Linked DNA regions of Mus musculus: region 1 is linked to region 2. Evidence: chromatin loops called from intact Hi-C (ENCODE). Cell type or tissue: heart. All regions are shown on one strand.

Region 1 (4,000 bases), 93 kb before region 2:
GAATTACTTTAAATATGACCCGCCTCAGATCACAGCAGATGTAGAGAAGAAGGAGGAAGGGGCAGGTGGCGCTGTGCTGAGTGCACTTCCTAAAGGAAACCCTAATGTAATTAACGGTGACTGGCCCTTTAACTTTTTTAATTGCTTATTTTATTTATTTCCATTTCAAATGTTGTCCTTCCCCTCCGCAGCCCCTTATCCCATCCCCCTCGCCCCTGCTTCTATGAGGGTGCTTGCCCACCCACCCAGCCACTCTTGCTTCACTGCCCTAGAATCCCCCTACGCTGGGGCATCGAGCCTCCGCAGAACCAAGGGCCTCCCCTCCCATTGATGCCAGCTAAGGCCATCTTCTGCTACATATGCAGCTGGAGCCCTTTGAATTTTAACATGCTGCCCCAACTAAGCTTCTGAGGCCTCGGACTACAGCATTAGGTTGTAGCTGCTAGAGATTGACTCATCCCAGACAATCCTCAGAGTTTCTGACATCCCTGTTAGAGAACTTTATTTGGCTTTTTAGATATTTGCTTCTTTTGCCCTTAAGGGAGAGTGGAAAAGGAATGATGTCAATATATACATATGTTCTGAGAGAAACTTTGAGGATTTCAGTCTCCTTTTAAATAGGATCTCATTGTACCATCCCTATTCTGTGAGTGAAGGACTTCCATTGTCTCCTGTCCTTACCATTTGACAATGAATCCGATGCACAGAAAATTTAGAACATTGTCTTATACATATTCAAACAACTGGAGGGTGTTTATAGATTAAGAAATTTTATTTACAATTGAGACTTCCTATAAATTATCACTATTATCCTTATAAATTTCATTGCATTTCTAAAATCAATGCTCTCATGGTCACTAAATAACAGGTAGAAGATGACCAACCAATTCCATTTTACCATTTTTAGATGTGCTAAATCAGATTGTCACCTTGGGCACAAGGCATCGTATTTTCCAATGGCATGTTATATATTTCCTTTCCTTTCTTTTCTTTTCTTTTCTTTTCTTTCCTTTCTTTTCTCTCTTTCTCTCTCTCTCTCTCTCTCTCTCTCTCTCTCTCTCTCTCTCTCTCTCTCTCTTTCTTTCTTTCTTCTCTCTCTCTTCTTTCTCTCCTCTTTTTAAATAGAGTTTGCAAGGGTTTAATACATCAGAGATATGCCTGCTTTCTAGAAGAATTCAAGGTCAGAGTATTCTGTGTTGAATCTACTATAGAAATTGTCCCTTCACGAGACGTTCTGTTTACACCTGAGATTCCTTCCTCATCAAGTCTGGGCTCACAGAATCCCGTGGGACAAAATGTCCCTCTCGGGAGCTGCCTTTGCCAGCTCTACGCTTTTGCTTCTGTCATCCCCCTGCCGTGGTCTTAGAGCTTGCAACAAAACCACAGGTGTTACAAACTCTAAATTGGAATTGGATATCGGATGCAGAAACGTGCGCTAATTACACAGCTGTTTTAAATTGTGGTTAAGTGGCCGAAAACTGCCTTGACGCCCCACCCACATTCATTACTGCCTAAACGAAAAGGACCTGTGTACAGTGATTACCCCGCTTCCTCTGAATCCCCCAAGCCATAGAGCAGACTTTCCTAATTGTCAGCTGGACTGTGCAGGCTTGTTTAAAATAATTAGATTGCTGCAGCAGCCTTAGCAGCAAGCCTCAGTGCAGGTTTTTATAGCGGATACTATCAGCTTCCTGTTCGTTTTTGACATTATCATTCTGCCAGTCTGGAAAACGGGGGAGAGGAAAGAGAATTATCCTTAATGTACACAAATAATGCATCTCAAAAGTCAGGAAGACTCAGCCCGGCGTGTGAGATGGCTGGAAACAATTCTGCAAACAAATCTAAACTGGGGGCGAAATACGGTGCTCTCAATTTTTTTTTTCAAGAGGGATAGCTGAAATCTTTCTTAATTACCGCTTATTCCGATGACAGAATTGTAATTTATCATTTAGTTGTAATTTGACATATGTTCACACCTTTGCCATTTCCAATTTCCTCCTTCATTCTAATTGTCTGCTTCTCTCGCCTGTCATGCGCGCTTCTCTTGGGATTAATTCGAGCTGTCTGTCTGCACCAGGCTACCGGCTCACTTGGGGCTGCTGAGAGCATGACAGTGTCAGTGCGCACACAGTTTATCTGAGGCGTTACTCAGCCATCACGTTCCCGGGGCTCCTCTCCCCTCTCTGTTTACTGTTTATTCCACTTTGCATTTGTGACTTTTCCGTGTTGTATTAGACTCTAATTATGCTCTTGGCTGTCAGCTGCAAGAGAGAAAATGTTACATTAATTACAGGAAAGGGGGAGGTGCTTAGGACCAGTAGTAGATGGACCAGTAGATGTCTCTCTGTCTCTAGGATCCCGGCCTTATTTAAATACTTGCCTTGTCACACTTCACTCTGGAGCCTTTGATAGAAGGCCTATACTCAAACATAAACACGCAAGCATCCGCGCTAATGAAGCCTTTCATTCACAAGCAGGTCCCACCTCATTTCATCTAAGACTAGGTAAATTGGCACAGTAAGACATGAAACTGAGTTTTCAGCTCACTATGTTTTCTCTTTTAAAGGTCAATTGTTTAATTCATAGATGCTTTTAACACACACACATGGCATGGGGCTATAATGGTACAAGTTTACCCAGTGAACCCTGCAAGAGACACATTTTAAAAAGAATTTGGTTTATTGGGAAGATTTGAATGCTTCCAGGCCTCTTTCCTTCCAGTCATCCCTCCCTCCCTCCCTCCCTCCCTCCCTCCCTCCCTCCCTCCCTCCCTCCCTCCCTCCCTCCCTTCTTTCTTTCTTTCTTTCTTTCTTTCTTTCTTTCTTTCTCTTCCTTCCTTCCTTCCTTCCTTCCTTTCTTTCTTTCTTTCTTTCTTTCTTTCTTTCTTTCTTTCTTTCTTCTTTGTGATAGGATTTGAACCCAAGACCAATGCATGCTAGGTAAATTATCTACTACTGAGAAAGCCATAACCATTGTTTGAAACATTCTTGGACTAGGGAGATTGTTCACTGGGGAAAGTATTTGCTATGCAAGCATTAGGCCCCAAGTTTGGGTCCCTAGAACACATGCAAAGGTGAGCCCAGTAGTGAATATCTGCAGTCTCAGATCTCTTACAGCAGGATGGGGTCAGAGATAGTAAGCAGACTCTGTTGAAAGTTATGGGCCAAAACCAGGAAAATGTAACAGAAATATGAAACTCTGGCTCAAAACAAAGTGAAAGTTGAGAACCAACATCTGAGTTATCCTCTGAGTTCCATATGAGCATATACCATGCATAAATGCATACACACATATGCACATATATGTATACACACTTGGAAATGTAACCTATTTGCCAGATGTAACTGCCTCAATCTACTAACTTAGGCCTAGTTCTGGAAACCTCTAGCCTCCATACCTAGAATATTTCCAGCCTCTGAAAGTTACTACTAAATATACTCATCCTTTCTAGTTCTTTCTGAACACTGTTGGTTAGTTCAACTCGGCTATTCTGGCTCAAGCTGTTCTCCACACTGACTGATTCAAACTGGCTTCTCTCTGCTTCTGAGTGAATTGCTCTCCTTGGCCTTATAACTAACTTTGAGAATATGTTCTAATCTTCTGGCTCTTTCTCACTCTCTGTCTGGCTCATTCTGTCTTCACCTGTGATGGTTCTCTCTCTTCAACCTCTTTTTGTATAACCTTCTTCCTCTCTCCATCTGTACTGCTGTCTTTTTTGTCTCTCTTTCCTATCTCTTGTTTTTCAGGTTGGGCATATCCTCTTTCTGACTCATTCTGTCAAATATTTCTCTGATTCCTCACTTTGTCTGTCTGACCATCAATAAGAAATCACCTTCAAACATGGCTGCTTCCTTCTGTAAAGGTATAACTTTATCTTTATTGTTTGGTATTAGGTATATGCTATGGGTGTGCCTGTGCCAGAGTAGCCATGTTACTACACACACATATAAACACATACATACACACACACACACACACACACACACACACACACACACAC
Region 2 (4,000 bases):
AGAATGAGTTCTGTTGACTGAAACAGTGTTCAGGGGAAGGGGCAAGGAAGGAAGACGTTATAATAATCATAAGGTTAGATTCTATTGCAGGATGCAAAGTCATAAGGATAGGTTTTATTCACTGAGAGGCTAAGCTCAGGATCAGGGCCTAAACAATGGTCAGAATACTGGGAATTCAGGAAGGCTGGGTCACAGAATAGCTAAAAAGATCACCCACTTATTACAACACCCACTCCAGCCTTCTGGGTGAAAAGGTATCAGTCATTTTCTTCCTTTGAAGAAGAAAAAACAAACAAACAAACAAACTTAACCTTTGACAACTCTGGATTTTCTAATGTTTTCTGTAAGCTGTGCCTCCTGCCCTCGGTAACTGGCGGGGTCTAGAGATGATCCAACCCATCAGAGCCAGAATTCTGGCTGGCTTCCTCTTGGACAGGTAACCCAACTGCTGAACATTTCTGAGAGTGATTGCTGTGCTCTGCCTAGAAGACAGCATTTCACAGAACTCCTCAACCTTCTGCTTGCCCATCCTTTCTGCTTCCCCTTGGGTTACTTTCCCTGATTGCTGCTTGAGGAGAGATGGTTCGTTTAGGGCTGTGAACTCAGTCCCAGTCATGCACCACAGCATTGCCTGCTGCTACACAAAAAAAGCTTCCCTGACAAAGGCTGAGAGAAGCCTAGGTCTATCGCTATGCACATAAGCATTTGAAAGACAGTTGGAACACTTAGCAATATAAAAATCTCACGTACTATCTGGAACCTGTGATCTCTTCAGCTATAGACTTCTGTACAAGATTTCGGTAATGGGCGTGAAATTCCCTCCTGTGGGGCAGGCTTCAAACAGCAGTGAGAAACTTGGTTCCTCCATGATAGTCCCACCATTATTGCATCAGAAAGCACATTGTGAGTGTCAGGTTACTATTTGCAGAATGCCATGTCCAGTATTAAGTAAGAACCTTGGTGTCTTTTCTTCCCTGGTAGCCTACAGAACACCTTGTACTTCAGACCTTTGGTTTTGTCTCTTTAACTTGGAGCACAAGTGAAAGGCGGGGGACTAGCAAGTGATCTGTATTAGGGAGTCAGGATATCTTAAGGTAGTGGGTTAGCAGACTGTAGGTCAAATCAAAGTATTGAAGTTAGATATTAGAGGGAAAAAGGTTTAAGTAGGGGAGGAGGCAGGAGCGTGAGTAAAACATGATGTAAGGACTATCCTAAAGCAACAACAACAACAATAACAAAAATCAAAAACAAGAGAACAACATGGAATCCTGTTATCTCACATTGTAGAACACATATGCAATGAAAGAAAAGAGGGGATACTGATAGCTAAAGGACTAAGCAAAGGTGAGAGTGTGGGTAGGAAAGAGAAGAAATAGTTTATAGATTAACCAGAACTAAGGTTCTATGGGAAATATTTAAGGAAATCCACTACTTCGGAAACTAATCTCAAAATACAACTTTAAACACACACACACACACACACACACACACACACACACACACACGCACACCAGAGTTTGAATGGAATTACTCTACCTGGGTGAATAATGTTGTTCCCAGAAAACATAGGTTATTAAATGAAAATTTCAATACAAGGCATGGGGTTACCTCCTGATGAGTTGTTGATCGGGGAGAACTCAGAGGTCTCAGAAAACAACACAGGATATTGTGATTGCCCTTGGTTTTCCTCTATAACCACATGTTAAGACACTATTGTTGAAGACTCCACACATCTCAGCTGTGGGACATAGAGAAATCAATCTCAAACTGACTGAGAAACTTACTCCCTGCTGGCTAAACGTATTTTTGATGGGACGTATTTTCAATTCATGATTTGTTTGTTGGGGCAGAACCCTGTGGTTGGTCAGGGACATCTGAATTTCATATTAATTTTTTTTAAATCTAAGGTACTTTTCCTTTGAACAAAAAGCTACATGTCTAGTATGCTCAAGAACTCAGATAAAGGTATATTCAGATCACACAAGATGTATAAATATCTTAAAATTATTTTCAATTAAAAGTATTTAGAAGAAAATTAGAGATCAGCTATAAATACATGGTGGACTATGTTGAATACTTTGCTATACAATTTCATATAATCTGATATAGGAAAGTTTGTGCTGTGACAATTCCTACATAGACCATCTGTGGTATAAAAATTGAGCACAAATTCAGTGTGCGTGTGTGCGTGCGTGTGTGTGCGTATGCACGTGTGCGTGTGTTTAGGTGGGTTTTGTTGAAAAGTTCCCGGAGATACATGTAAAGGTAAATGCTTGTCTTCCCATACTGTCTTGTGCAAATGAGTCTGATCAATAAGGAACAGACACTGAGTAAGAGTAGGTCACAGTGTCCTCTTTCCTTTGGGCCTAGCAGAGTTATGATGCTCAGGCTTCTGTCCTGCCTGCATTATTTATACCTTGGCTACTTTCTCAGGAGTAGACCCTTTAACAAACTTTAAATTGCCATAATTTGATTATGTCACTTTTCTTATGTAACCATGTCTGTCTGTCTGTCTATCTCTCTGTCTGTCTCTGCCTACCATTTTTCTATTATATTCTACATTTTCTTCCCATCCATTTTCATGTATGAACATACACAGAGTATTCATACTATGTACTATATTACTATTCAAAATTCAAAACAAGCTAGATCCATAAATTCTAATAAGGAATGCTTTCCAAAATGTACTATTAAGTGGTGAGGGAGCAAGTATGGATTGATATAATTTCAATCATATATACCACTTTGTTTTAACAGTTAACTATATAATTATAAAGAAAATGTTTTGATTTGCTAACTGGTGAATTGAAATTCATTATTTGTTTTCACAAATTTAGGAAGATTCTGTGATTCTCTTCATAATGTATGGGGTCTGTCATGTTTATTTATCTATTCAAAGGCTGTTTATTTAAAGCATATTATATTCCAGATACTTTTATGAAAACCTGGGCAACAGTAATAAACTGTTTTATACAACTTACATTATAGTACTAAAAACAATGAAATTGTAGATTCTAAGACCTATGTGATATATTGGGGCAACAAGAATAAACTTTTATATTTAGAAAATATCTGTAAGAAACTAGCCTAAACACAGACTTGAGAAACACATCTGTGAAGGATATTTTAAACAGGAGTATCTAAGGCTTGTAGGTGAGAGTATGACTTATGTTAGGACAGAGATGAGCTTGGACCAAGTGGGCAGAGGGACAGAGCTTCATGGGTTCCACAGATAGTGATCAGATCACTAGGATGTTGGCAAGGCTGTCAGAGCTTGAACTATCCTCTGGTAAGGTGAATCCATTGAAGATGTTAAGCAGTTGGTCAGTATGATTTGTTGCCATTTGATTATTAATACCCTAACTCATGTGTGACAAATAAGTGGATAGGAGACATGGAGGCAGCAATTGGGTAACCGAGAGACAACTGCAGTTATTCAGGTGAGATTGGTCTCCAGACGTACAGCACAGAGGAGCAGTGGTAACAAGCTAGAGAAGGCACATGGGTAGACCTCAGTGAGAAAACATTGAACACTGGTTGGGGATACCCACCACTTTCTGTAGAGGTGTCCTAGGTGACATCACTTGAATTTAGTCCCGACACTCACTATAACACAAACCCAAAACCTATAGATACAACTTCAGAGACCAAACAAATGGATCTTAGAACTGGGGCACATAATACAATTCAAGTCCTAATGTGAAAAATAAAAGGTTTTTTTTTTTTCTATCTGTATTGGAGTAGAAATTACACTTGCAATATATGTATGTATTAGTGATGTGTGTCTAGATTCCAAAAGTGGCCCAGAAATACAACCATCCAACTGTTAATATGTATCTGAGGGGTAGACAGTGGAATGTTTCAAGGTTTTTATTCAGCACCCGGCTTCTGTGTTTATGGGATCCACATCTCCAGACTGAACTGTGGCTCACAGCAGCTTACATGAAGAGGGAAGGGTAAATAGAGATTTTTTTGAGGAGTCAGGTAGGAGGGATGGATG

What was found. A loop is a pair of places that touch in the nucleus more often than their neighbours do. Peaks named below come from ENCODE experiments on the same cell type or tissue, not always from the same donor. Only the 100,000 strongest peaks of a DNase experiment are listed, where the experiment ranks them.
Region 1: a loop joins it to region 2, with 2.2 times the contacts of the local background. A loop is called at or near these places in 2 of 42 quality-filtered maps.

What each region holds. Positions count from the first base shown.
Region 1 is chr3:134,329,619-134,333,618 of GRCm38, forward strand. No RefSeq gene overlaps it. Among named protein-coding and RNA genes, the nearest start is that of Mir1895, 91 kb to the left of the region's middle. In heart, a CTCF peak has its summit at 2,336; no DNase peak of the experiment used is centred here; H3K4me3 peaks cover 1,110 bases.
Region 2 is chr3:134,422,794-134,426,793 of GRCm38, forward strand. 4930539C22Rik (RIKEN cDNA 4930539C22 gene) reads right to left here and starts at 842. Exons shown (of 9, transcript NR_040600.1): 1 at 751-842. In heart, no CTCF peak of the experiment used is centred here; no DNase peak of the experiment used is centred here.